7 separate regions of the Mus musculus genome follow, and regions 1, 2, 3, 4, 6 and 7 are each linked to region 5. The links are chromatin loops, found by intact Hi-C in ENCODE. Cell type or tissue: left cerebral cortex. All regions are shown on one strand. Region 1 overlaps 9230116L04Rik (RIKEN cDNA 9230116L04 gene). Region 2 holds the start of Vti1b (vesicle transport through interaction with t-SNAREs 1B). Region 3 holds the start of Mpp5 (membrane protein, palmitoylated 5 (MAGUK p55 subfamily member 5)). Region 4 holds the start of Gphn (gephyrin). Region 5 holds the start of Atp6v1d (ATPase, H+ transporting, lysosomal V1 subunit D). Region 6 overlaps Pigh (phosphatidylinositol glycan anchor biosynthesis, class H). Region 7 holds the start of Erh (ERH mRNA splicing and mitosis factor).

Region 1 (4,000 bases), 240 kb after region 5:
CTCAGGACCACTGGCAGAACAGTCAGTGCCCTTAACTGCTGAGCCATCTCTCCAGCCCCACAACTAGGTGATTCTTACACATTATCAAGTCCAGCTACCAGCACAAAGTACAACCTTGGCTATCTCTGGAACACAGCTTCTTTGTGCTCTCAGAAAACACTTTTCAGAAGATTTCACCTCAATGATTCTGGTCTCTATTTAATCACTGCTAATTTTTAAGTTTCAGCTAGCCAGCATCAGTTGTCCCAGTAACTCCTTCTATTCTTGACTCTAAAGCCAAAGCCACATGACAGAAGCTGTCAAGTTCTGCTGCTTGCTGGGACTGGAACTTGGCCCCTTGGTTCAATTACATCTTCACCAGCTTTCTGTTTTCCATGGTTTCTTTCATTGCCTAAGCTTGACTGTCCTTAAACTTGCTCTGTGGACTGACCTTGAACTCAAGAGATCTGCCCTCCTCTGTCTTCTGAGTGCTAGGATTAAAGGCATGCACCACCACACCTGGACGTAAGCTTTTCTTTAATTCCTTTTTACAAGATCTTTATAAGCATGGCTACTATGCCTCAAGATCCAGATCAAAGTCTGTGTCTTCTAGCCTCAAGATCTGGATCCCAGGTGTGCCCTCCATTCCAGATATAGTCAAGTTGACAACTGAGAATAGCCATCACAATCTATCCCTTGTGAATTTGACACACAATTATATCTCCTTATGTCCAAATGAAAGCAATAACCAACCAGGTCATAATAACTCCTAACATGATATAACTATCCTTCGTTCAACTGTAAGTTTAAACAGTAAGTCTAGCTGGGTGGGACCTTGCACTCCCTTAATAACATTTAATATCTTTGAACACAGGATTTAGCTTCATTCTACGTCCTGGTGCCCCTTTAATCTTTGAACCACACATTTTGTACCTTTCCTTTCTTAGTTTGCTACATCTGATCAAAAGGCTCTTTATAAGAGCGAACTACAGGACAGAGTCTATGGTATGGTGTTTTGAGATTTCCTTTGTCAATACAATTAATCTAGATCTCTTTTGCCTCAGGCAGACTCTCCAGACAAGGGCAAAAAGCAACTCCATTTTCACCAAATTATCACAAGAACAGCCTCTAGGCCACATACTAAAATTTTTTACCTCTGAAACCTCTTGAGCCAGGCTCCCACAGTTAAAATCACCCTCAGCACCGCTGCCCTCCATGCTTCTAACAGTATGGCCCATTAAGCTCCACTTAAAGCATTACACTGCTTTCCAAAATCCACATTCCTCCAAACAAAAGCATGCTCAAGCCTATCGTAGCAATATCCCACTCAGGAAGCAAAGGCAGACAGATCTCTGTGGGTTCGAGGACATCCTTGTTTACACATTGACTTCCAGGACAGCGAGGACCACACAGTGAGACCCTGCCTCACACAAAACAAACAAATGAAAACAGTGGATGTCAGAGAGATGGCTCAGCCTGAGCAAAAGCATGAGGACCAGAATCCAGATCCACCGCTTGCTGGGTGGGCTTGAGGGTCCACCTATAATTCCAGAAGGCCAGAGGCCAGGAATCTCTAGAGCAAACTAGCTACCTACATATTCACATTGGTGAGCTCCAGGCCCAAGTGGGAGGTCCTTTGTCAATATATTAGATGGAAAGCAATTGACAAAAGCACTTAACATTAACATGGGGATTCTACACACACACATGCACACATGCCTGCTTACCTACAAACACACTTACATATACACAAACAAATATACCACACACTTGGTATCGAAGATGGCCAGGGGTGAGAAGAGGAAAAACCAAGTACAGAAGGTAGAGCTCTTTTCCATGGAGTCACAACCCCACCTTGTGGCCTTCTACAATAGTGACACTTGATAGTTTTAATTCAAGGAACATCATCTGGCTTTTGTGTGGAAGGATTCTCTCTCCTTGTAATATATGATGTTTTTAACTTTTATACACCAAAGTGCTAGGTTTGCTTTTGGTCTCTTTGTGGTTTTGGTTGGTAGGTTGCTTTTGTGGTGCTGGGAGTTGAACTCAGGGATTTGTGCATGCGAAGTGAGTTATCTACAGCTCCAGCCCTAACTACAAGCTTTTAAACCTCATAAACCAAAGTTATGGGAGAGTTTATTTAAAAAAAAAAAAGAACCTCGCCAGGCTTGGTGGCTCCCACCTGAAATCCCAGCACTAGGGAGATGGAGGCTGTCAGGATCATGAGTTCAAGGCCAGTCTGAACTATGTAGTGAGACTGTCTCAAAAAATAAAAGCCCAAACAGACAAAAGAAAAAGTGGGTCTAAACCTAAGAGACAAGTAGATTCAGTTAGATCAGAACACGTTTGTTACCTCGCTTATAATCACAGCCGGTGCCACAACAGGCCAGGTTCGGCCATTCACCGTCTATGAGACAATTAAAGAGCCAAATGAGTGCCGAAAAGCAAAAAGAGGAGATTTGTTACATATGGCCCTATTGGAAAGAGGGACAAAGAGAACCAGTGACACCACCCCCCTAATGCCCCCCCACCCCCCCCCAATCCATCTTCATGGTCCCAACGTGAAAGTGAAGCTTAGGGAGAGGGCAGGGCATACATTACCATGTAGTCTGGCCAAGGTGTGGTCCCCCAGCCACCACAGTCTCAGGTCCAGGTCTCTCCTGCAAGGTCATCAGACAACTTGTAAATCTTTCTCTCGGTGACAAATTCCGTCCTCTGGTTTCCATCAGGGCTTCTACGTTTTCTTCCAGCAAAAGATGCCTGGGGAAATTCTTAGTTCTTAGAGGTCCGTGTTTCAAAAGCTTGGCAATGAAAGAAAGGAGCGTGTGTGTCTCTTTAGAGCATTCATTCCCACCAGACAGGCTGCTGACACCTTTCAGCTCAATTTTGTGAGCTCATCCTGCAGCCTGGCTGGTCTGGAACTCGCTCTGCAGATCAGGCAGGCCTCAGACTCACAGAGATTCCCCTGCCCTGCTCCCCAAGTGCTGAACCAAGCCCACAGAAAGTTAGACTTTGTTTTTCAGTTTTGGTTTGCAGTTCTGGCTGATCTCACCATATAGAACAGGCTGGTCTCAAACTCACAGCGATCTGCCTGCCTCTGAGTGCTAGGGTTAAATCGCGAGCCACTATGCGTGGCGTTGAATTCTGAATACCAGTTTCTCTCTATCTCAAAGCATGTTTGAGTCACCTGAAGAACTTCAGATACCTGGGTCCACCTCACCATTAAAATGAAAAAGATTTGGACATAAGTATTTTCTAAAACTTCCAAGTTCTAATTAAGGAGCTGCCAGGGTTGAGCTATGTCAGGGGCAAGTTTTTTCATTGGCCATCCTCAGTATTTAGACTCTAGAGGGTAGAAGCCTGAGAGTTAACTGACCACAGAGAGAATAACACTGGGAAGAGTTATTTACACTCTGAGGATTGTTCTGTTGTGGAGTGTCCACCAGAGAAGACTTCTGGGACACAGGCTTAAGTCAATAGAAAGTTTTTATTAGCTGGCGACTACATTGAATGTTCAGGATTCCAGCCTGAGACTTTCTTAGGGTGAGTTTTTTGTTTGTTTTGTTCTTTTGGTTTTTTTTTTTTTTTTTAGATTTATTTATTATTATATGTAAGTACACTGTAGCTGTCTTCAGACACTCCAGAAGAGGGAGTCAGATCTCATTACGGATGGTTGTGAGCCACCATGTGGTTGCTGGGATTTGAACTCTGGACCTTCAGAAGAGCAGTCGTGTGCTCTTACCCACTGAGCCATCTCACCAGCCCTAGGGTGAGCTTTTAAATACAAAAACCATATCCTGAGGTGACATACTTCAGTTATTAAAAACAGCCACAAAACAGGACTGCGGAAGCCAAAAGCAAGGTTAGTACACTTAGAGACTTTGACAGATTAGGTCTTTGTTTTCATTTTGGCAGATAGTGCAGTCTACTGGCTGGATTTGATGGACTGAATAGTATTCTCATCATACAGTCAGTTGTACTAAGGTCTGGTGGCTTATTACAGCTCAGTCATGAATGGCTT
Region 2 (4,000 bases), 310 kb after region 5:
AGATAAGAAATTACAGCTGTAGGTGATGAATGCTATAATTAGGCTAATACTTACCATACATGGTAAAACTGTTACTGCCACAAAACCCTCCTAAATTAGGATACATGGTGGCAGCTACCCTTCAAGGGCCATGAGAATACAGACTATACTTTGGGGAAATAAGTATCTCTTTCACTCTGGTTGTTTTAACCAATGTATATACATCAATATGAAGAGTAATGAAAATGTGAAAAAAAAAAAAAAGAGAAATTATTCTGCTTCAATACCCAGGTACTTTCTTCTAAGACCTCATAGACCTTCTAAGACCTTTAACAACCAAAAATTGATTTTTACAATAATTTAACAAATACAATATGTAGTTTATTTGAGAAAGGGTCTCACTGTGTACTCTAGGCTGGCCTTGAACTCATGGAGATTCCCTGCCTCTGCCTCCTAAGTGCTACTAAAGGTATGCACCACCACCCCAAACATATCTAGTAAATATTTGTCAGATACCTAGGATGTGCTGTGTACTGTTCCAGGGAGTTTAGGACACATGCTAAACGATCAAACAAACAAACAACAAACAAAAATACTATTTCATTTCCAGTTCACTGGCTCTCAAACTTAAGCCAGCACTAGAAATCCCTCGAGTGTAGTTAAGGCAGACTGCTTGCCGTAAGCTTTGGATTCTGTGAGTCAGAATGGGGCCTGAGCATGTGCAGTTCTCAAGTTCCCAGATGGTGTTGATGGGCTGATTCACAGACTACAATTCCAAACTACTTTCCTAGTAACACAAAAACAATACACTGTATCATAAATATGCAAAGTGATGAGTACATTAGAAAATAGTGTTCTGAGGCTGGGCAATGGCAATACAAGCCTTTAATCCCAGCACTTGGGAGGCAGAGGCAGGTGGTTTGAGGCCAGCCTAGTCTACAGAGAGAGTTCCAGGACAGCCAAGACTACACAGAGAAACCCTGTCTTGAAAAACAAACACAAACCCAAAAAAACAAAAACAAGCAAGCAAAAAGAGCATCCTAAGAATAACTGTGTAGAGAGCTAATATTTCTAAATAAAACAACAAACACATATTAATAATAGCTGGTAGCTCTTACTGTTGCCAGACGGTGTTTTTAATAGCTTTACATATCTCATTTACTCCCCACAAAAACTCCATGAAGTCAGATGCTACGTTTTACTTTATAGTGGAAACTAGTTTGGTTAAAATAACTTGCAAAGTCACATAGCTAATAAAAGGTGTATGTAACTTAGATAATCTGACTCTAGAACTCTTTTCTTTCCTTCCTTCCTTTTTTTTTTTTTTTTTTTTTAATTTTTGATAGAGTCTCAAGATAGAAGAATCTAGCTGGTCTGGAACTCTGTGTTGCTGTGTAAAACCAGGCTGGCCTTGAACTCACTGAGATTCTGTTTCTACCTCCCAAGTGCTGGGATTAAAAGTGTTCACCACTGGCAATCTCTTGAATGGCAGAAAAATATTTTGTCATACACTGTTATCTTTAATGCACAGGTAGACATTCTCATCTCCAGCTCAAACGAGTATGCGCCTCTTATTTAAGTTCATTCATTCAACTGATCACGTGAGAAGACACGGCCCCTTCTCAATCTTCCTCCTCACATCCACCAGTCTCATAAATCTCGGCACCACCTGTTGGATTTAATGCTCACTCTCCAGATTCGCATGCTTACCCAGTCAACTGTCATAGAAGCTCCTAACACAGTCTCTTATAGCCATTCTCACATCCTCTATCCAGCTATCCGCCGCCTTGCTTCTAAAATGAAATCCACATTACTCCGCTGCTTATGTTCCTTAAGGATTTACCCTAGTACGTCAAAAAAGTCTAAATGTGAGACTTCCGGTTCCTCTCCAATGTAGCTGTCTTCCTCCCCTCACCTCCCGCCACTGTCTCACATATAAGCTAATCTCCATGGTTACAACTATTTTTAAAATTTCATTGCCTACCAAAATGCCAAACTCCTACATGCCCAACTCCAAATTAAGGGTTTTTTTTGTTTTTTGTTTTTGTTTTTTGTTTTGTCACAGGAGCACAGATTGAAGAATGCCCTATGCTACTGGGAGAGGAAGATAACTAAAGGCTCGCTAGGAGAGGACATCCTAATGTCTATCCCTTTGCACGCCCCCAGTCACCACAAGAGGCAGCACACCCTGGGCGTCCGGGGCCCGACAGCAGCAGGGGGCGTGCCCAAAGGGGAAGCGGGGAGCCCCGGGTCGGTGTTTGGGATCCTGCACCCTGCGGAGTCCTCCCGGCCTGGTCCCGCCCCCGCCTCACCTGTCCCCGCGGTCCCCAGCAGCCGCTCCGGCACCCCTTGTAAGTCTTCAAGGAGGCCGCGGAAGATCTCGTGCAGCTTCTCGAAATGCTCGGAGGAGGCGGCGGAGGCGGCCATGGCGCAGGTTGCGCGTGAGCTGCGGCCACCGGGCGCTGGGCCCACTCCCACCTCAGCAATCAGCTGCCCAGCCCCGAAGCCATCACTGCAGCCGCACCTCGGCCTCCCGGAATCAGGCGCTTCCGGGGTCCTCGGAGCCGGACGCCCTCCCCCTGCTTGTCACTGCACGGGCGCCGGGCGCCAAAGCCTGACAAGAAGCCGGGGCGGGGACGACACTCAGCTACTACAGGGGCGCGGTCTCGCGCCAAGACGAGCCGGTGGCTCCGACCTGGAGACAAACAGTGGGCACAGAGGAGGTACCAAAGGGAAGGGCCCGAGGGAGCCCGCGGGACTGGCGCCTCGGCCGCCTCATCCGGGCCCGCCGGTCCTGCAGTGCATACTGGGAATTGTAGTTAAGTGAGGGAGGACGGCCGTGCAGGGAGGGCCCGGAGTGCCAGCGGTGTTGCGCAGACTGGCTAGCACACGCCCCTCGCTGTCATCGCAGTTCCTTCTGCCACCTGACTTCATATCCCGTCTAAATGTTCAGTCTCAGCCCTAGATAGATGAGCAGAGGCCTGCCTACCCTCGGATGGTATAACTCTAATAAAAGTGGAGAGATTAAGTGGCCAGGGTCACATGTTTTCAGAACCGGAAAATGGGCAGTGTGATCCCAGAATACCCACAGCTTTTAGCGGCTGAACCAGTCCAGACCATTAGGCTGCCCCGGGTTCTCATTCACAACATGTTAAGAATAGACATTTTGATAAACCAAAGTTATATATTGATCAAAGTAATTTTGTCTCTGCCCTTGGGTAATGTATGATTTGGTGTGGAAGACAGACCCATCTTATCTGCCCTTATGTGAAATATATCAACAATTACGAAGTCCTTTCTGTCCTTCCATAGATATAAACCCCTGTGTATACTGTTGGCAGGGTTTCCAACAAAGGGCCCACTCACAAAAGTTTTCGTGGTGATTCAATATTTATACATGGAAATATATATATATATATATATATATATATATATATATATATATATATATATATATATATATAAAAGGGTGTTACCGAGGGGTACAACACTTATCTAGCATAAGCAAATCCTATAGTCCATCTTCTAAGGTGTGTGTGGGAGTGGGTTCCTGGTGATTTTTGTCTTTGAAGCCCTGGGTTTTACAAGCTTGAATCCACCAACCGTTAAATTCAATGAAAAAATAAAAACAAAACGCAGTGTGCAGGGATGACAAAGTCTGATGTTGTTAGCAGTGGTGCGAAGTCTTAATATTTTTCTTATAAAATTAAAAGGTAGTTCAAGAGTGTTGTTGTTCAATTTTAATCCTAGCACTTGGAAGACAGAGGCAGATGGATCACTGAGTTCGAGGCCAGCCTGGTCTACAGAGCACATTGCAGGACAGCCAGACCATATAGAGAAACCATGCCCAAAAAACATAAAATTAAAAAATTTATACTTGAATATGTATGAACACATGTGAGGGCAAGTGCCCTGCCTGTGGAGCCCAGAAGAGGGTGTTGGGTCTTTTGGAGCTGGAGTTACAGGTGGGCTGCCTGCCATGCTGTTAAGAGTTGTGTGTGATCCAAAGAACTGTGACATT
Region 3 (4,000 bases), 110 kb before region 5:
AGGAAATGGGTTCAGTTCCTAGCACCCAAATGGTGAATTGTAATTGTCTGCAGTCTGAGACTCAGGGAATCCAAAGATCTCTGCCTCACCAAACACCAGGCAATAGGTAACACATACACATAAATGCAGGCAAATATGCATATACACAAAATAAAAAACAAATACATCTTTTAAAAAAGAACACCCTCCCACCCTTTGGCTATATCTGTAAACATCTTTTGTCACTTTTGGAAAGGGAGATGTGCCTGGAATCTAAGGGACAGAAACTATTTTGTCAAACACATTATCATGCACAGAACAGTCCTCACAACAAGAGTAAGCTAGCTTTATGTCAACATTTCCAAAAAGGGGGTGGGGTGGGGGAACCACTTTTTAAAAAAGGAACTAGAGTACTTGTTACCTAATGTCTTATGCATTAAAAAAAAAAAAGGTAGAAAGGAATGTCAACACTCACTAACCTTTTGTGTGTGGCTAACAGTGTCTAGGAATTCTGGAGACAGTCCACTTGCAGTTCACAAATTCTCACTTCTTTGTGAAGATGAACTAAGCAGACAGTTCAGTTACATATATTTGGAAGTTGTCCGTCTGTACTCAAAGTCCACTGAGGTATGTTTGACAGAAGGAAAGAGGTCTTTAGTGGTATGTAAAAAAGTCCTGTCCTTGGCTCTGCCTTACTAACACCAATAAACAACGTTAAGTACTTAATAAAATGTCAGTAAGATTTGAATTTGATGATCCAGGAAGAGAAGGATTTCGCCCTCCCCCCACCCCCCAAAAAAAGTTGTGCTTACTTCAGAGGGCATAGTATTCCTTGGGGACACTAACAACCCATAAGAGGAAAAAGGTAGGTAGGAGCCTGGGTATATTGGGAATGGTGCTTAAAAACCACGGTGGGAGGAAATAAAGACATGATTAATTGCATATACGAAGGCACAGAGGGACAGTTGTCTACGACATGTGCCCCTGAGAAAACTCAACAGGCTGAAGCAATGGATTTAGGTCCAGCAGAAGAGGTTTCTACATAGAACATATTTCTGTTTGCTCCAAATCCAGTTCCTCGCGCACACTTTCATAGCACTTTCCGTGCCCACCCTTCCCAGATGGTGGCATAGGTGTGTCCTGACAGCATGGACTCGCGCTGGGACTAGCCTAAGTAACTCCCAATCCTCTCCGGAGAATTCTGTGACAACTGTGGCCTTTGACATCCTTCCTGGTTTTCAGAAAGGAGTCGTCTGTGGAATCAGGGAATTGTGTGGAACTTTATACACAACCAGGTGTTGGCGTCACGGTTGTTTTGAGCATTAGCATTTTTGATGTGCCTGACAGGACAACAGGGGTCTCTTCCAAGGGAATCGGATTTTTCTCAGGAGATGACCGCTTCCCAGGCCCCGTCGAGCCTTAGCGGCTTCCGAGTCCGTCTCAGGGAAGCACGGCGACCCCACACAGAGGCGAGGAGGTGGGCTGAGGCAGCGAAGCGACTCAGCGGTTAGAACGAACGCTTCGCAGTTCGAGGCGGGTGAGTGCGCGCGGCCGAGCCCCCGGGAGGCGGGGGGGGGGAAGAGCGGACCAATCAGCGGGCCCTCTCCCCACGCGCGCTCAGGATTGGACGATCCGTTCCAGCCTCTCTCCGGGCCGTGGGCGGGCCGCGCCAGGAACGGCCTGGGATAGGCGCGCCCGCTGCGCCAGCGTCCCAGGGGCGCGTGCGCGGTCTCGCGTCAGCCGCGGGGGCCGGTCTCGCGCGGCCTCGAGGAGGAGTTGCTGGCGACGGCGGCGACGGAGGAGGCTGGCGGTGAGGAGGGGGCGGGGACTGGAGACTCCGAGGTGGGAGGAATCGGGAGTTTCTGGATTCTTTATCCAGTGTTTTGAGGGCCGCCAGACGGAGGGCTGTTGCTTGGGCTGCGTTGAGGAGCGAGGGAGGGAGAGAGGATCGGCGGCCGCCGGGGCTTGGAGGTAAGGGGCGGACCCGCAGCGCCCGGGCTGTGGCGATCTTAATCAACAGGTTCCCGGGAGCGCGGCGGGGGAGGGGCGGCGGGGCTCGCACCCCCTCCCAGACCCGCCGCACCGCCAGGGTTCCCTGGGGAGAGCCCCAGGCTGAGCCGGGCGCCGCGGTGGCAGCCCAACCTTTGTCCCTCGGAGGGACGCTCCCCGCGCGATGCCGGTTGGTTCCCTGGGCCGGGGGGTGGGGGTGGGGGGGACGCACCTTGGCGCGGTGGCGGGCCACCCCGCCGGACTTGCCGGGGGCACGGCAGGGAGTCGTCTCGCTGCGCCCAGGCCCGGAGTTCGCGAGTCTCTGGGACTCTTCCCTCACCCCACCCCTGGCCGGATCGGGGAACCAGCCTGGGAAACACTTTCCCGTGGAAGACGGAATGCAGCCAGCGTTCCGGTGCCTGAGTCAGCCCCTGGTGTTCTGCTACTCATTGCGTTCTGCGGATAAACAGTTCCTGCTTCCTTGTGACCACTGCTAAAGAGTAGTGCGTTCTCAGAACTTAGACGGAGATTGTCCGGTGAACTTTGAAGCCTGTAAATGCTTGGTAGAGCTACTTTCAATGAATGCCGCTCGGAACGATCCTTATTGTAAATTACGTAACTGACTAAGGATAGCTCTCTCCTTCTGTCCAGCTGACTGACACACAGTAATGTGTGTGGAATTTAGATTCGGCCGAAAAGTTTTCCATGACACTTTACTCTAAAATGAATGCAGCACCTACGAGGGTTTTTACTTAGTGTGTTGTGTCTAATTTAGAGTTTCAAGAGTTTAAATTCTGAAAGCCAGTGTAGCAAGAATTCTAAAGTTTTGATTTAGCGGATAAGGTGGAAGGTATTTCTGGTTTTAATAAGGCACTGTAATGTTTTAATGATACTATTCTAATTATCCTTTTAAATTATGCCAGAAATTAATAACTTGTTAACTTTTGCAACAGTAACAAATTATGTGGTGTGCTGGTGTCTTTGAAGTATAGGTATTGGTGGGAATGAACACTATCCTTTCTTGACGAGCTGTTTCTATAGTATTTCTGTGGACACGATTTCTTGTTTTAAAGATCATTCTAAACTGTAATAGCAGGCTTACATTAAAATTTAAAGAGCTTTATAAGTAAAAAAGACAAAGATATCAAAAGAGATTCATAATCTTTTTTTTTGGGGGGGGGGCGTCGAGAAAGGGTTTCTCTGTATAGCCCTGGCTGTCCTGGAACTCACTTTGTAGACCAGGCTGGCCTCGAACTCAGAAATCCGCCTGCCTCTGCCTCCTGAGTGCTGGGACTAAAGGTGTGCGCCACCACACCCAGCGTTTCATAATCTTTTAAAAATTGAGTAAATTTGCCACGAATGACTAAAAGTCATCACCTTGAATTTGACAAATAATGGTGGACTCCTTAGTGATTTTATACACACACACACACACACACACATACACATATATAAATATAATGTTAAAATAGATGAGAGACTTAATATAATTCTACCTAAGGGTCATCCAAAGTGGTACAGTGACTTAGCTATGCATGTCGACTTCGGAATTGTAATTTTTTTGAAAAAAGATTTTATTTATATGTTCATGGGGGTGGGATATTGACACATATATGCATGTGCCAGTGGCAGCTGAAGGCATTGAATTCCCCTAGAACTAGAGTTACAGGCTCTCGGGGACCACCCATTGTGGGTGCTGGGAGCTTAACTTGGTTCCTCAGCAAGAGCTCTTTAATGCTGAGCCCTCCATCTAGGCTACTGTATTGTGGTCTGATTAAAAAGCTCAGACTCACTACCTATAGTCCCCTACCTATGTAAACAAAAGCCAAATCTGCTTTCTGTCATGTCATGTCTAAAATACTTCTGTTCTTTGTTTAAGATACTGTGTAGACCAGAGTTCTGAGCCACTGTTTGGTGTTCTCTTCTGTTGAGGTTTCTCCTGTAATGTGTGCACAGCATGCATTAATAAACTCACATAATTGAGAATAACCTCCTTGAAGTCCTTTGATGGATCTTGTATGTTAATCACAAA
Region 4 (4,000 bases), 640 kb before region 5:
CAGAAGTTAGTAAAGTGTAAATACACTACCTGTAGAAAAAAATCTTAAATTTGATTTTTTCTGATGAACATATTTCACCTTCATAATGAAACTATGTTTACCTTTTATTTTGTTTTAGATGGTAAACTTTTATTTTTAATTATTAAATCCAAATAAACACAATAAACTCCTGGCCAACTCCAATTCGTCACAAATAAACAAAACTTTTTCCTCTAAGATAAAGTGCTAATGTTTGAAACTGCTACTTTACTTCTAGTATCCAGAAAAGTTTCCTTGATACTCAATTTTAGAATGACTTTTGAGATTTTTCTATAGTGTAATAGTGCCATATACTGTAATATGGCAATTCCACTATTGATTCTAAAACTCCCAATGTATACTAGAAATTTTACAGTCTCAAATCTTATATAGACTTTCCTTATTAGTTCTCACTGTACTCATTAGTAACACCAGAGAGCTCTTTTACTTTTTCACTGTTGGGCGAATTTTACAGCTTCTCTTTGGCATAGCTGAATTGCTACTACTAAGCACTTGGTACTGGGACAACTGCCCTGATGACCAAGATAATGTTCAGTGACTAAGGGATGGCTGCTTCGGTTCGGTGTGCTGAACAGGGGAATGATTCTCAGTGCAGGCAGGACCAAATGGGATTACATGTGATTGTATTACACTAAGAATGGTGTGCATGCAAAACTTTGGAATGATTTACCTTGAGGAACTTTAACTTTCTTTATCCTTCAGAATACCACATGTATACAATGGAATATTATCATATATATACTTTCTAACTTGAAGTTTCTATTTAATATTTTTGGACCATGGATAATATGGAAATGGAAGTCACAGAAAGGAAAATTGTGGGAACTGGGGACAGTAAAGTTTTTCTTGTATACATTTTAATTGTTATAGCTTATGGAATCTGGGAGAGGAATATATGTATTGAATAACTGGAAAACAAGCATCTACAACTGACTAATAATTTCATTATTTTTCAGTAATCTTAGTACTAATATTTAGTAAAATGTAGTAATCCATGAAATCTTAAGACTTCATAGTCCCCCTACACAACTACCTTTTAATGAATTAATCAGAGACTTAGTTCAGTGGTAGAATTCTTGCTTAGTGTGTGTGAGGCTCAAAGTTCACGCCACAGTACAGAAAAGAAAATGAATTTCACCATTACTACTATTATAGATGCAGAAAGTCCTGTGTTCTGTTATTGATTTGTGAAAGTGCTAGTTATTTTCCCATAAAAAATTATAAACTATTCTAAGTTGGAGGGCATGCCCATTTAATCTATTAACCTTTAAAGTTTGAAGGAACCTGTTAGTGGGCAGGTTTAGAAGTTCTAAATACTAAGAAACTTTCCCAATCATATAGAATTTGCATGTACCACATAGACTATAATAGACTTGAAAGCTTATGATGTAATCAACAATTTTTATTTCATCTTTAGTTTGAGATAAGTGACACATTTGGGCATACTTTCTCAGCAATCTCCCTCTTTTTGAGACCAGTTAGAACTTGTTTTGCCACTAGGATCTTTGGTAGTAATTATGGGAGGTGAGTTCATGATCTGGCTTACAAATTTAATCCACTGCCAGAAATACTAGTATACATATCTTCAAAAACGAATTATTTTATCCTTTCTCAACTCCACCCATCATTTCCTTTGTCCTCTTATATAAAGGCACAATGTGAATCTTTAGTGAATAGAATGAGTAATGCTATGTTCTTACTGGAACAATACAAACCGCACATAACCATATAATTGAGATTTTAGACTAAGAGCAGATTATTAAACAGTTTTGATACTTTTTTTGTTGTTGTTTTGCTTTTAGGTTTTACTATGGTGAACAAATGAGAAAACATACACACACTTAAGCCAGAAAAGGATATTTAGCAAACCTACACAAAATAGAGGTGGCTAATAACACTTTATGAAAGACACAGAACTAAATGACCACATTTTCAGAGTAATTCCATATTCCAGAAACACTGAAACTTAAATGTCACAGCATCTAGGGGACGACAGAGAGAGAGAGAGAGAGAGAGAGAGAGAGAGAGAGAGAGAGAGAGAGAGGAATCTCCACTCCACGTGCCCTGCTGCAGACACATAAGCTCCGTCTACGACGTCTGTGGTAGGCTGTCACCGAGCGGGGCCAAAGCGAAGTCAGAGGGAGCATTGACTGCAGGTCACAGCTGGGGCGGCACAGGGTAACCTATCTCTGCCCGAGAGGGGACTCTCGTCACAGCGGCCACCGTTCTGCCACCCATGCCGCTTCCTTAAGCCACCTCTAGGTTCTCCGGTGCCTTCAGAGGAGGTGAGCCCACCTCGCTGCCGCACCTGGTCCGGAGTGGCTCCATCGCGGGCAGAGCCGGCCGGCCTGAGGCGGCGGAAAACTGACGAGGCTGCCGGCTCGGCGGGGGATTGCTTCTGTCTGGGGCCCGCCGAGGCTGCGTTCGTGCCTCGCGCGCACCCGCACCGCGTCCGCCCAGCCAATCCCGCGCTACTCGCGCGCCCAGGAACGTTCCTTGGGTCCCACTCTAGGCTGGGCCGGCTCCTTCCCGCTCCCGGCACTCCGCAGCCAAGCTCGCACTCCTCCCCTCACTCTCCACGAGTTGCACGCCTCGGGGTGTAGCTCCGCCCCTGTCCCCGAGTCCGCCCCCGCAACCTCCAGAGCGTGTGCTCCCTTTTCCCCCTCTCAGTCTCTTGCCATCCAGGCGTCTTGGGTCTCACTCCGCAGAGCCTCTGGGTCTCGCCGGCCTTGCCCCGCCGCCTCCGCGCTCTGTCTTCCGCGAGGCCGCCGCTACTCCCACCCCGGGATCGCTTCCTCCCGGCCGGACTCGGGGTCGCGCGGCCCGACTCCGCCCCCTCCGCGGACCCGCGCGCTCCTGGCGCGGCCTCTCCCCCCCACCCCACGCAGGCCACCGGGCGCTCGGCCCCCTCCTTCCCGCTCGCCTCGCGCTCCCCGGGCGCCCTCGCTCTCGCGCTCTCCAAGGCAAGCGCGCTCCCGGCCGGCGCGCTCCGGGCTCCGGCTTCTCCTGGCTCCTGTCAGTGCGGTGACTGCGCTGGGAAACATGGCGACCGAGGGAATGATCCTCACCAACCACGACCATCAAATCCGTGTCGGAGTCCTCACAGGTAACGGGGGGAGGAGGTCCGGGGGAGCCGCAACGGCTACTATCCGCGACTTGCTGGAGGTTTCTCGCCCGCGGTGGTGCTTCCCTGCGGCCTCGGGAAGAGGGCAGGCTGAGGAGGGGGACCGGGGGGTGTATTTTACAACCGCTGAGAGCTGCTGAGGATTCGGGTGTTCCCGTGTGCTCCCCGGGGGAGCTGGGGCAGGCACGGTGGGGTGTCAGGCCCCGGAGCCCTAGCAGCCAAAGTCTCTGGCCCCCGGGGACCGAGGGGCCGGTGCGGCGGGCGCTGCGGGGCTCCGCGCTGCCGGTGCGGGCGGCGGGATTCCTGCTCCGCAGTCTGAAGCACGCTGCTCGGGGTTGGCCGGGCGCCTCCTCCACTAAAGCTCTTCCGAGAGGGGGGAATCCCATCTCCACCCCCTTTTCTCCCCTCCCCCCCCACCCGGCGGCCCCATGGCACCTGCCTGACAGGACTCGGGGTTCGGCAGGCGAACTCTGCTCCGCCTCTGCTGCCCCTTCGCCGGCCGGCTGTCCCCTCTGCAGACGACGGGACACTCCTCACCTCCCCCGGGAGCCGGGTGCTAGGCTCTAGTCCGGACCCCGGAAAGTGCCTTCCTTCTGCCTTTCCTAGCACAGGGCCCTCCCTCTCTGTCTGCCTCTTCTCCTCCGCGAGGACCGGCTGCTTCCCGTGGCCGGGAGAGCCAGCCTTTTTTTTTTTTTTTTTTCCCTTGAGAAGGAAGGATTTCCCTCTGTCGGGTTCTTTTCTCCCCCTCCCTTTTGGGACACCCCCCCCCTCCCATTCTCACTCCCCGGTGGATGGTCCTGAGGCTGGTGAGGAGCGCACTTTTCCCGGGTCGCGTTT
Region 5 (4,000 bases):
CAAAAAGGTGAGCGCCATTCTGGCTCACACAGGTGTGCCTGGGCACTTTAAAGAGCATGAGTTGCACTCAGGCAGGCTCAGAAAAGGGAAAGTCCACCTGTGGCTGTGTCAACTGTGCCTGCTCTCTGACAGGAACAGAAGTCAGGATTCTAGCCTCCCACAGAGACACAGAGACCCTGTCCTGGTTGATTACCTTACGAAGAAGGGTTCTCTCAGATCCCTGACACATTTATGAGTTAGATAAACTATATATTCAATTAAAAACCCTTTTTCTTTCAAAGAGAGGTCTAGGATCTATCAATCAGATGTCAGCTAAAACCAGTATTTAGTTCTCCTATGGGCTTTGAGTTTTGTTTGTTTGAGGCAGGCATGGTTATTTCTACTTTTAGGTGCTGGGGATTCAACCCAGGGCCTTTTGTATGCCAGGCAAGAGCTCTGCCTCTGAGATATTACTCAGTGGCATTACAGTTGGGGCTAGTGGCTGGGGAGTGGGGAGGAGAACTGTGGTCATCCTAGGATATGTCCTTGTGTTTCCAGAAGCCACCCTGGAATCGGATGTCTCAGTAAAGTTTGGATGGGGCCATTACATGCTGGCTTTGGGATCACCCTAGGGTCGTCCTGATCTTTAGCTGTTTCACGAGCACTGCACTTCCCCACAGCTGGCAGGTTTGTACAGTTAGTATAACTTGCCATTTCAAAGCCATTGGGGAGAAGGTTAAAAGTGTTTTGTTTTGTTTTTAAATAATTAAACCCTTTCATTCACTCAGAGCTACATATACCCTGGCAGAGACAGAAACTCATTCTGTGGTTTAAATGAAACTATTTAAGAGTCCTTGGGTCTATAAGTAAAAAGGCATAGGATAAGGTAAACAATACAGTCTGTCTCTCTCTCTCTCTCTCTCTCACACACACACACACACACACACACACACACACACACACACACGCAAAACCCTAAACAGGCCCCAAAACAGGACCACAGTGAGAGACCTAATTATCAGAATAAAAACTGATTTCCTTCTTCAGGAACAATTGAAGATGAGAGCACAAATACCCTTTTCTTTCCACAAGTTATTATATGTATTTGAGAAAACTTCAAGTTTTCACTTCATCACTTCTCCTAACAAGGATGTTAACCCAAAGCAGAAAGGCGGCCTGTAACTGAGCACATCCCAAGCAAGGGTTCAAGGAACAATTTTCTGTGGACCTTCTATGCATTAAAAAGATGCCTCCTTCATCCAGGAGACAGCCCAAATAAATACCCGCGTGACAGTGTCATGAGTGACACTTGCTAGACGTAAAGAGTGCAGTCATCACAGGGCTATAGGAATACCTCAGAAATGCAGGGATATCTTCCCACAGCAAATAACACTTGACGGGATCCAAGACTGAAACCTACAGCTGCGAGAGGGTGACACATTCAATGTCACTTTGGCTGAGGGGCCTTCTAGCTGCTTCCCTGTCACATAACTTCCCGTCTGGGAGCTTTGGTCAGACCTCAGCGTCTACATCTCAATCCTCAGCAATGATGAGCCCTGGGAGGTAGAGATGGCGCCGACGGCTCAGTTATGTAAACTCCGTGTGTGGCTCAAAGGGTGTGCGGAATGAGTGAGTAAAGGCATCGACCTCCAAAAGCTGCCAGCAGGTGAACCCCCTTTTCCTGTGGACTGGAACCACTTTCTCCGGCCTCTTCTCTCAGAAACAGCAGGGGAGGGGAGCGTTGGAAAGAAACCTCGCTCGGAACTCAGAGGAAACGAAGACCCTGGGGAAAGCTCAAGGAGCGACCCAGAAACCAAGGAACCTTGCTGGTGGCCAAGGGTACGCAGGAATGCGCGCCGGGAAGATGTGCCTGAACACGGTTGTCGCTTGTCCTAGTCTTTAACTTACATTCGCGAAGGGAAGATTTCAATCCGGTCTTTGCCCGACATCCTGACGGTGACTCGGCTCGGGCCCCCCGGCGAGACAATCGGGACCGCAACACCTCCAGAACCGGTTACCCCAGTGCCCGCCTCCACGGGAGTCAGCTGACCGGGTCACTTGACAACTGCGTTGCTAAGAGGCAACCAGGAAACCGGTTCCCACTTCCGGTTCCTGTTGGGCGAGGACTGAGGGAGGGGGAGGAGACGGAATGCCCGGATGTGGAAGCGCGCACAGTCCGGAATTCCGGGTCTCTCCACCGCCCCTCCCTCCGGCGAGTCGCCGGCACCCAGCACGCTCTGAGGGATGGGTCAGGAGAGGATCACGCTCCTCCTCTTCCTCGGCTTTCCGCCATTCGTCACAGCGCCCTCTCTTGGTTGACTAAAACTTAAAGCGATCATCCTGGAGCAAGAAACAGAAACTTACCTCTCCTTTAAACCTAGCAAGTTCCCTCCGCAAAAAAATCTATAAATACCAGGGGCAGTGACTCTTCAGCTCGTCCCTTGGTTCACACCGCCCATATTAGGAGGACCAAGACTCTATGGTTAGTGGCAACGAAGGATCCTTTTCTGTCGGCGCCTGCGCAGTGAGAGGTGGCTCCGCATGCGCGCTGGGTTGGGCGAAGCGCACGCTGAGGAGCTTCGGCGTCCGGGGTTGGTGTTCCGAGTCTCCTCGTTGCCACTAAGCAGCACGGCGTGGGACCCTACTTCGGGATTCACACATCCACTTCAGGTGACCGGCCCCGCAGCTTGCTCTCCCCGAGGATTCGCCTTGGTTTTGTCCAGTGCGGCTAGGCCCCGGGCTACCCCCCCTTTCCCGTTCTTGCGCGGGAAGTGTCTGGACCCCGTCGCCACCGCCCGCTGGTGATTTCCTGCGCCCTCTCGCCAGCCGGTGTCTGCTCCTGCGAGCCAGAAACGTGGCTGGACGGGCGGAGGAACCCCTGAAGGAACGTGGGCCAAGTAGATTTTTACAGCCTCCTTAAAGATGTCTTGTGGTGGGGAGGCCTCTGGAGAACCCTCGACTCCAGTCCCACTCCTAGTTCAAGACGATTGCTTTTACCGGACCGGAGAATTTGGGCTTTTTTTTTTTTTCTTTCTTTTATCCTTCTTTTCAGCCCCAAGATACTGCCAAAACTTTTCTCTCTGTGGAGACTGAACTTTTCGCCAAAGAAACAATAGGATAAACCACCATATTTAAGTTAAAAAAAAGTCCAAAATGGAACTATTAGTGTTGAGGTCGTTAAGTTTTCGCTCTAGCTGTGCATTTCTGTATGAGTGAATTCCTGGAATTTAAAATCAGCTGTTGAAGTTATTTGCCCTGTTTGGGTAACTGCGAAAATAAAACTGGAGTTTTGTAATTATGGACGCTGAAAGCGTAAAACTTTAGAGTTAAGTGTGTACTCGCATTGGGGCTCTTAAACACCCCCTTATATTTAGGATGCTTTAATTTCCACTAAGGAACAAACATTGTTTCTTGAAGAAAGGGTACATCAGAAAAGTCTTGATTTTTCTCCTCCTCAAGTTGTTGTTAAAGAGGTGGAGACCCTCGACAGTTCATCAAAAATGTCAGTTATGAAATTGTAGTGCTTTTTCTGTGCCTATGATGCCAGATGGTGGGCCCTGATTCTCAAAAGACTTAGTTGTACTAGTAAACTTTAGAGCTGAACAGCGTTTTCCCAGCGTGGTACATTTTATTTTGGAATGTTCATTGCCCATATCTGCTATGGTGACATGACAATGTACCGACTCTAGAAGTTAACAGGGGCAAAATACTAATAATGCAAGGTATTTGAAACTAGCTTTGAAGTGTGTTTTTGTTTGTTTACATCAGAACACATACAGTCTGTATGGCATTAACTACAGAAGTGGGATCCCTTGTGAGAGGTGTGAGGTACACATATCTTTAATCCCAGCACTGAAAATGCTTGAGGCCAGCCAGAGCTGCACAGTGAAACCCTGTCTCTAAAGGGGGGGTGGGAGAGCCCTTAACATTGTCATACTGTGTGTGATACAGGGAAACTTTGTGGATATCAGATTTTGTGTTAAAGACTTGAGTTTAGTTCTTGTTTTTAGTGTATATTATG
Region 6 (4,000 bases), 230 kb after region 5:
CACACACACACACACACACACACACACACACACACACACACACGGATAAGCAAAAACAAAAGCAAAAGGGGAAAGAGGCAGGAGGATGGGAAGTTCAATGCCAGCATAAACTATTCAATGAGACCCTGACACAAAAGATTACTGGAAAGCAGCATTCAGTGTTACACTTGGCAGCAACCCCAAGCACCTTGTGTTTATTACATACCATCACTGGGATGTCTGAGTGACTATACCATCTAAGTGTAGTATGTGCTCTGATGTCTGTACAGCCAACAACCTTGTGAACAACACATTCCTTGCAACATACCCCATCACCGAGGAAAACACGACTATAAAGAAACTTTTACTTGAATATAAGTTTCTCTTCTACAGTTCACAGGCATGCCAGTCAAAAAACTACTTGTATTGGAACAGAGGCACCTTAAATTTAGTTCTGTGACAATGAATGCTGTATTTGGATGCAGTTTAGGTCCCAGCACACCCCATGGGCTGACTGCCTCCTCTGCAGGGCCCAGAAGTACCACCTAGACACTTACCATGTAGATAGCCTCGTTAATGATAATGTCCTTGACCTTGTCCATCTCTATGAAGGTGGTACTTTCTTTGCCCGATGCATAAGATGAAGTCATCTGGATGCCAAGTGAGTCGATGATTAGTAGAGTCTCCTGGTCAATCTTCACAAAATGGAGGTAACCAAGCAGGCCTAAGATGGTGATGAAGATGGTGGCAGAGAGGACCATGCTATTCTGAAGAGAGAGCCAGACGCAGGCAGTAAGATCACCAAATGCCCCTCTGCACACGCCTATGCTATTCAGCAAGTGAACTGGACAATGAGGAAAAGGCCTCTGCTCTGGTGGCTATGCTGTGAGGTGAACAGATGAGGGAACCTAGATGAAGGGGAAATAGCACTGACTCCTCTTCCAGAGGTCCTGAGTTCAATTCCCAGCAACCACAGGGTGGCTCACAACCCTCTGTAATGGGATCTGATGCCCTCTTCTGGTGTGTATATGAGCTACAGTGTGCTCATATACATTAAATATATAAATCTTTAAAAACAAACAAACACCAAAGCAAAACAACAAAAACCAAGAATTTTAACAAACGAGTTCAGCCACACACTTCTGCTTGCCAACTCTGAGCGAAGAATGGCTCTTAACATTTTTTACAAGGTTGATGGAAGAACAAAAAGAAGCAGATGCAGTGGCTCATGGTAATCCAAGCTCCCAGGAGGCAGAGGCAGGTGGATCAGGACTACACACACCGAGCTCCAGGCCAGACAAGGCTACACACACAGTGAGACCCTGTCTCTAAACAAACAACAAATAACAAAAAGCAGGCTGGAGAGATGGCTCTTCCGTTAAGAGCACTGGCTGTTCTTCAAGAAGACCTGAGTTCATATTCTAACACCCATGTGGAAGTTCACAACTGTCTATAACTCCAGTTCCAGGGGACCTGACACCCTCTTCTCACCTCCTTGAGCACAAGGCATGTATGTCATGTACAGACATATACGCAACACACCCATACACATAAATTTTAAATAAAAGGACAAAAGAATATGGGACAGGGATCCACAAAGCCTAAAATATTAATTTGGCCTTTTAAAGAAAGAGCTTGATGACTTCCGTTCAGATGATTATTTCTGGCTGGTAAGCAGGAGTGAGAACAGGGCCTCTGATGACCCAGAAACAGCTACTTTCTGCTAATTAACTTCAGGTGCAGGGTGGTGTCTTGCAAGCAGTGCAAACTAAATAAGCACCGTGGAAGAAAGCCAAGGTAAAACTCAGCCCTCTACAGGTTGCAAGAATGATTAAAAAACAAAAGTCTAGAATACTGTGTTACTGACTTTAAAGTGTCAGAGGGAGGAGAAAGAGAAGAGGAAGGGGGGAAGGAAGGAAAAAATGATGGAGAGGGAAAAAGAAGAGAGGGAGACAGAGAGATAGATCAATGCACACAGCTGTTCCATAAAGACTTCCAAGGCCTCAGGACCCAGGTGGTGCAGAGAAGTAGTGCATGCTGACAGGTGCACTCTGCTGAAAGGGTACTGCACTGCAGATTGGAGTGATGTTAACTAAACCGATCAAAAGCAGGGGATGACAGGCTGAAGAACAATGAATGCTTAGGGAATGTTACCCACTCAGCCTCTGTTAAGATAATCTGCCTCAAAGTCCATTTTCCTGGCCAAAATTCTAAGGATGCACACCGCTCATCTGAGTCAGGGTTGAGCCACACATCTGAAGGAGTCCTTTGAGAGTTCTTTCCATGAATGAGTTTGAATAGGAGCAGAGATCTGAACTCTTGCACACAGAGGCCTCGGGAAGTCTTGAAGTAATGGAAGAGAGCACAATTACTTGTGCATTTGGGGGACATTTGGGTGTCCATGCCAGAGAGATGAGTGCAGTAGGGAACTGACAGAACAGCTCTGAGCTGGGTGTGGTTCACTCACCTGTCAGCCCAGGCCTTCACAGGGGCTGAACCAGGACGAAGCAGAGTGTGTGGACAGCCTAAACTACATAGCAAGACCCTGTATCTCTGAACAAACCAACCAGTAACAATTGCAACTGCCTGAGATCTGCGAGGCCAAAGTACAATGGAAAGGGATTTCAAAGTCAGGCAGCTCCAGTTTGGAAGCCCAGCTTTGTCACTTTATCAATGTCAAGGTTATTAAAGTATTACTCTTTATGAACCCCCCCGGGGGGTTGAAATAAGAAATTCAGCAGATAACTGCACGGGTATCAGGAACATAGGCTGGCATTAACATTCAACTGGGCATGGTGATGTATCCCTTTAACAACAGCACTTGTGAGGCAGTGACAGGTGAATCTCTGAGTTACAGGCCAGCCTGGTTTATACAGTGAGTTCAAGAACAGCCAAGGCTACATGGTAAGACCCCAACACTCCCCATCCCCCCAAAAAAGAATAAAAATCCAATTATATTAAAAATTTTGGGGAAGGACTAGGTCAGTTTAATAACTTCAACTGACCTGTGAAGACACTTTTAAATATAAATTGGTAAAGATTAGGAGTCTTTTAAAAAATACTATTTGTGTTGTGTTTGAGGCAGGGTTTCACTGTGTAGCCTTGGTTTGTTCTGGAGCTGGTAATGTAGACTGATGTAGCCAGGCTGGCCTTGAATTCAGAGATGTTCCTTCCTCTGTTTCCCTAGTGCTGGGATTAAAGGTGTGCACCACCACACCAGCCCCTACTATTTATATTTATTTATTGTGCAGAGGTCAGAGGACAATTTTTTTGAATCCATTCTTCCCTCCCATCATGTGGGTTCTGGGGATTCGGCTTAGGTGGTCAGGTTTGGCATTAGGTGGTCAGGTTTGGCATTAGGTGGTCAGGTTTGGCAGTCGCTGCAGTCATCTGATGAGCCATTCATTCCCCAGACCCTCAGTGAGGGGACTTAACTTCATCTATGAAAATCTGTGCAAATTATGATGCTCTGCCACACACTTTGATAGCATAAATGTGATTGAACCAGGTATGATGACACACACCTTTGATCCTAACCCTAGGGAGGCAGAGGCAGGCTCCACATAGAGCCTTCCAGTCCAGACAAAGTAAGAATAATAATAATAGCAAAAGAATAGAAAAAAGCTAAGGGATGTTTTAATACAAACAATATGAAAATTGCAGAAATAAACAGTTCTGGTGTACTGGCTCTATTAAGATCACTCCTGGAATAATATATTCATTTTAGGGCTATACAGGGAGTTAAAACAGAACAGAACATCCTGAACAAAGGCCAATCGGATGACTCTTTTTGCTTGGGAACTGTCACAAAATAATAGCAGTTGACCTTCGCAATATTTTGAACCATTAATTTCAACTTAGAGATGTTAAAAATGAGGCTCGGGGGGAAAAAAGATTAGAAAGTCTGAAAACTGAGCATAGAAAACCCTCGTGTCTTAGACCTGGCAACACTTTAGAAAATGCACTTAAACTGGGGAAGGGTTGGGAGAGGGGATGGTAGTTGACCTGGCCTTGAGAAACA
Region 7 (4,000 bases), 1.8 Mb after region 5:
GCGCACGCCTTTGATCCCAGCACTTGGGAGGCAGAGGCAGGCAGATTTCTGAGTTCAAGGCCAGCCTGGTCTACAAAGTGAGTTCCAGGACAGCCAGGGCTACACAGAGAAACCCTGTCTCGGACAAACAAACAAACAAAAAGAAATGAAGAAATGTAGGGGGAAAAAGATTCCAGTTCCCACATGCTATTCATCCCCCAGAGAGCAGCGTGTGTGAGGGACTGTAAAAACCTCCCCCTCATTACCTTTGTGCTCACTCACCTTCCATGCACTCATTCACAGACTCATAGTCAGCATAAGTCCTGCCCTCTGGCCTCTTGGTAGGCTGTACCAGCAAAATGGTGTGAGACTGAAGGGGAAAAACAACGTCAATGAATATCCCAACATGCGACTCGGAAATTCTCATCACCACATAAGCCCCCGACGTGACGTGACACAGATGTTAGTTACTAAAACATAACTGACTAGGTTGCTCATCCGCAGTTCATGTTTCCCTATCAGTGCTGGGCTCACAACTCCCTTAACTAAGTCAGCCCCTTACCCTCTGGATCATTTCTCAAACTCCAAATATACCCGCTCCTGCATTTTTTCTTATTAACCTTTAGAACCCGTTTTCTGACTCCACTAGCCTCTAGCTCTCTTAACTCAATAAAAACTAAGACATGGAGTAGTTAAAGGAGAACAGGAAATACTATAATCACTGTATCAACCTAAGGTCTTTCCTGACTTGAGCACAACAGCGGAACCACATTTTATACAGGAGTTACCTCCCACATCAAGGTGTAAGATAAAGTAACAATATAAAATGTATATAGTGAACACCACACTAAAGTTATTTATGGAACTATTCGTCTAGATAACTTGCCTTAAGGGGCCAGCTCATACCCAAATAATTTATCTTTGAATGTACAAAATCTTTGATTGTACCAGAGGAGCAGGACTTCACTGAAAGCCTTCCTCTCTTGCTCACTGGGGAGCCGAGTCAGCTTCAGAGTTCTCACTATATTTGGGGACAGAAATGAATTCTTTGGGTTTGTCCTGAGCCTATAGGATGTTTTGTGGCACCTTTGGTCTCCACTCACTAGATCTCACTAACACCAACTCTCTTCAAAGAAGCAAAACCCAAAAATATCTTTAAATAAGTGAAGCAGACATCCTGACCAGCATAGTCTTATATAGTGTCTCTCGTGCATTTAAGAATGATTAATTAGCCGGGTAGTAGTGGTGCATGCCTTTAATCCCAGCACTTGGGAGGCAGAGGCAGGCGGATTTCTGAGTTTGAGGTTGGCCTGATCTACAGAGTGAGTTCCAGGACAGCCAGGACTATACAGAGAAACCCTGTCTCGAAAAACAAAACAAGATTAATTAATTAAACAAATGCTAGCATGATGCAACTCCACTGCAAGCCCAATTCTCAGCCAAATTATTCCCCTTATTTTCTTCACTTGCAACACTAGTTTCTGATTAAAAAACAAATTCTCATGTCAGGATGCCCAAACTATTTTGAGATAATCCAAAAATTTAATTATCAACAAACTGAACTGAGTTTCTAAGATTTAGGCTTTCTGGATAAAAACAGAAATAAAAGCACTTTAAATTTCTTACAGCAAGAGCATTATTATTTCTCCATCCCCAGCAAGATCTGTGTCTTTAATTAAGTTTGAGAAGACTTGAGAGAAAACTCTAAGTTGGTAACAAAAGAAACCTGTAGTCATGTGAACAGTGTTTTGTTTGTTATTAATAGCCAGAGAAAGCAGGATGTGTTGTGTAGGGGCTCATAAAAGGCCAGCTACTCAAATGGTACTTTTGTTGTTGAGAAAATTAGTCTCATGAAAGCCTATTTGCATTTTTGTAATGGCTCATCCTAGACAAGCTATTCATTCTTTGCCACATTTTTAAAAATTTTAGGCAAATTAAGGAATAACTTGAAATAATATTTGAAAACTATAAACACACCTGCTCCAAATATTTCCCTTTTGTTTACTTAAAAATAAGAGGGCATAAGTACTGGAGACATGGCTCAGTGGTTAAGCCCACGAGCTGCTCTTCCAAGGGACTGGTTTTCAATTCCCTGCACTCGCACGGTCGCTTACCATCACAGGTAATTCCAATCCTGGGGATCGGACGCCCTCTTCTGTCTGTCGCAGGCACTGCATGCAAGTGGCACACAAGACATGCAGGCAAATCACCACACACCGAAAAGGAAGATCCCCAAAAGCAAAACAACAACCAGAGTGTTGATGGCTCAGTGGTTAAGAGCACGTGCTACTCTTACAGAAGGCATGAGTTTGGTTCCTAGCACCCACATCCTCCGCTCACAACCGCCTGTTCTAACTCCAGACCCAGGGGATCTCATTCCCTCTTCTGGCCTCTGAGGGCTCCTGTACTCACGTGCAAGCACAGACACACAACTTAACAAATAAAACAAAAACCTTCCCTGCCGGATTTTGGGACCAGGACCCTGGAGTCTCTTTTCAGGCTCCACTCCCAGGAGAATATAAGAAAGAACAAGATCGAAGGCTGACAAAATTGGCAAAACAGGGCAACTAAGGATACTGAAAAAGGAAAAATACTTTCTTTTTTGAAGTTCGGGGGTTAGGGGGCAGGCTGAGGCAGCACACTGTAAAGCCAATCCGACCCCCTAAGGCCGACCTACGGAGAACCGTAAGGTGACGGGTGTGTCAGTTTCAGGAAACGTCTAACACGTTCCCCGGCCATTGTTCCTACAGTCGGCTAGTGCATCTGATGAGAAATGAACGGCACCCCACACCTCCCTCTTCCAGGCAGCGATCGGCAGGGAGGGCATCGTCTGCCCACCGCATACCTCGCCCCCCACCATCAGGCGGGAGGCGCGCAGCCGCAGGGAGGAGGATCAGGTCCGGGGCCTACGGGCAGGCCCCGCGGCTCAGCGCCGGGAAGGGGAAGGGTCCACCCGCGAGCCGGGGGGAAGGGGGCGGGGAGCAGCTCCCTCGCTCGCGCTAGAAGGGCAGGGGCGGGAAGGATGGGAAGATGTACCGAGCAGGGGTGGCCCTCTAAGTTGGGGACCCCGGCAACCGCTAAGGACTCACCATCGCGCCAAACGCTCTTGCTGCAGCCGCCGCTAACACCTCTGCTGCCGCACACGAGCTCAGCCGCAACGCCGCCAACAGCCAATCCCGCGAGAGCCGCCGCCGGAAGTCGTCGAAAGCGCGACGCAAAAGGAATCTTTCAGACCATAGAGAGACACACGTTTCTGGTTTCTAGAGTGGATACTGACGCTGTTTCAGCCATCTTGGTTAAGGGCGCCGGGATGGGTAAGAGACTCTTTCTCCGCTTTAGGAAGAAGAGTTCGTTTCGGGATTCTGCCTTCTGTACTCTAATTAACTGACAGGCGGCTAAAGTGATGGGGAATACAACAGCGACACCAGTCGTCTTTTTTTTAAGCCTTTCTAAAAAAATGGCGGCAATATAAGGACCTGGCCGATAGGTCGGTTGTAACCCGGAAGTGCCCTGCTAAAGAGGAGGCTGTGAGACAATCCGGAAGTGGGAGTAATGAAGAGGTGCCACTTGGCGGCCATGGCAGCTGTAGTATTGGCGACTCAGGGTCAGGGCCTGGCTGAGGGAAGTACCATGGGTAGCACCGGGTGTAGGGCAGAGACAGCATCGTGTCGACTTTGCTGTTGAATCCTCCGACCCAAGTGAGAGACTTGCAGGACATCTTGCCCGACTCTAGACTCGGAAGGTAGTTTGCTGGGACTGGTGGGCTGGTCCCTTCCCTGGGGGCGTATCACCTGCGGTGCCACCCCTAGGAACAGGTACAGCGTGCGAAGAAGACACTTGGCTTTACCCCTCTTTCCTACTGCTACCAGGGGCCTTGTCTAGGAGCGGGTCGTCGTGACACTCTCATTCCGACGATTGAGGTCTCTTTCAGCACAATTTCTCCATCTGTGACCGACCGGAATCTCAGTGGCTGGCAACCGAGTACCTAAGATTGCGCGAAGTTTTCTCTGGTGCTAGAGTC

Evidence for each region. A loop is a pair of places that touch in the nucleus more often than their neighbours do. Peaks named below come from ENCODE experiments on the same cell type or tissue, not always from the same donor. Only the 100,000 strongest peaks of a DNase experiment are listed, where the experiment ranks them.
Region 1: a loop joins it to region 5, with 2.6 times the contacts of the local background. A loop is called at or near these places in 4 of 42 quality-filtered maps.
Region 2: a loop joins it to region 5, with 3 times the contacts of the local background. A loop is called at or near these places in 2 of 42 quality-filtered maps.
Region 3: a loop joins it to region 5, with 6 times the contacts of the local background. A loop is called at or near these places in 9 of 42 quality-filtered maps.
Region 4: it touches region 5 in a loop (3-fold over the local background); 16 of 42 quality-filtered maps call a loop at or near these places.
Region 6: a loop joins it to region 5, with 2.0 times the contacts of the local background. A loop is called at or near these places in 4 of 42 quality-filtered maps.
Region 7: a loop joins it to region 5, with 7 times the contacts of the local background. A loop is called at or near these places in 5 of 42 quality-filtered maps.

The regions. Positions count from the first base shown.
Region 1 is chr12:79,095,757-79,099,756 of GRCm38, forward strand. It overlaps 9230116L04Rik (RIKEN cDNA 9230116L04 gene), which reads right to left. Exons shown (of 3, transcript NR_110486.1): 2 at 2,581-2,739. Among named protein-coding and RNA genes, the nearest start is that of 9230116L04Rik, 6.2 kb to the right of the region's middle. In left cerebral cortex, a CTCF peak has its summit at 1,835 (motif pointing left); a DNase peak (open chromatin) is centred at 1,818.
Region 2 is chr12:79,169,929-79,173,928 of GRCm38, forward strand. It overlaps Vti1b (vesicle transport through interaction with t-SNAREs 1B), which reads right to left and starts at 2,530. Exons shown (of 6, transcript NM_016800.3): 1 at 2,292-2,530. The coding sequence starts at 2,406. In left cerebral cortex, CTCF peaks have their summits at 2,161 (motif pointing right) and 3,910 (motif pointing right); DNase peaks (open chromatin) are centred at 717, 1,912, 2,115, 2,587 and 2 more places; H3K4me3 peaks cover 1,917 bases; H3K27ac peaks cover 1,494 bases.
Region 3 is chr12:78,747,157-78,751,156 of GRCm38, forward strand. Mpp5 (membrane protein, palmitoylated 5 (MAGUK p55 subfamily member 5)) reads left to right here and starts at 1,791. Exons shown (of 15, transcript NM_019579.3): 1 at 1,791-1,950. In left cerebral cortex, no CTCF peak of the experiment used is centred here; DNase peaks (open chromatin) are centred at 1,673 and 2,426; H3K4me3 peaks cover 2,167 bases; H3K27ac peaks cover 1,452 bases.
Region 4 is chr12:78,223,697-78,227,696 of GRCm38, forward strand. It overlaps Gphn (gephyrin), which reads left to right and starts at 2,959. Exons shown (of 23, transcript NM_145965.2): 1 at 2,959-3,145. The coding sequence starts at 3,082. In left cerebral cortex, a CTCF peak has its summit at 2,311; DNase peaks (open chromatin) are centred at 2,575, 2,979 and 3,662; H3K4me3 peaks cover 2,308 bases; H3K27ac peaks cover 1,941 bases.
Region 5 is chr12:78,859,532-78,863,531 of GRCm38, forward strand. Atp6v1d (ATPase, H+ transporting, lysosomal V1 subunit D) reads right to left here and starts at 2,107. Exons shown (of 9, transcript NM_023721.2): 1 at 1,888-2,107. The coding sequence starts at 1,928. Eif2s1 (eukaryotic translation initiation factor 2, subunit 1 alpha) reads left to right here and starts at 2,541. Exons shown (of 8, transcript NM_026114.3): 1 at 2,541-2,649. In left cerebral cortex, a CTCF peak has its summit at 2,310 (motif pointing left); DNase peaks (open chromatin) are centred at 1,317, 2,116 and 2,480; H3K4me3 peaks cover 3,395 bases; H3K27ac peaks cover 1,761 bases.
Region 6 is chr12:79,085,111-79,089,110 of GRCm38, forward strand. Pigh (phosphatidylinositol glycan anchor biosynthesis, class H) reads right to left here. Exons shown (of 4, transcript NM_029988.2): 2 at 537-746. 9230116L04Rik (RIKEN cDNA 9230116L04 gene) reads right to left here. Exons shown (of 3, transcript NR_110486.1): 3 at 3,595-4,000. Among named protein-coding and RNA genes, the nearest start is that of Pigh, 2.6 kb to the right of the region's middle. In left cerebral cortex, a CTCF peak has its summit at 1,967; no DNase peak of the experiment used is centred here; H3K4me3 peaks cover 380 bases; H3K27ac peaks cover 13 bases.
Region 7 is chr12:80,640,696-80,644,695 of GRCm38, forward strand. Erh (ERH mRNA splicing and mitosis factor) reads right to left here and starts at 3,416. Exons shown (of 4, transcript NM_007951.4): 1 at 3,069-3,416; 2 at 262-349. The coding sequence starts at 3,071. Slc39a9 (solute carrier family 39 (zinc transporter), member 9) reads left to right here and starts at 3,520. Exons shown (of 7, transcript NM_026244.2): 1 at 3,520-4,000. In left cerebral cortex, CTCF peaks have their summits at 2,145 (motif pointing left) and 3,527; DNase peaks (open chromatin) are centred at 2,173, 3,220 and 3,470; H3K4me3 peaks cover 2,109 bases; H3K27ac peaks cover 1,303 bases.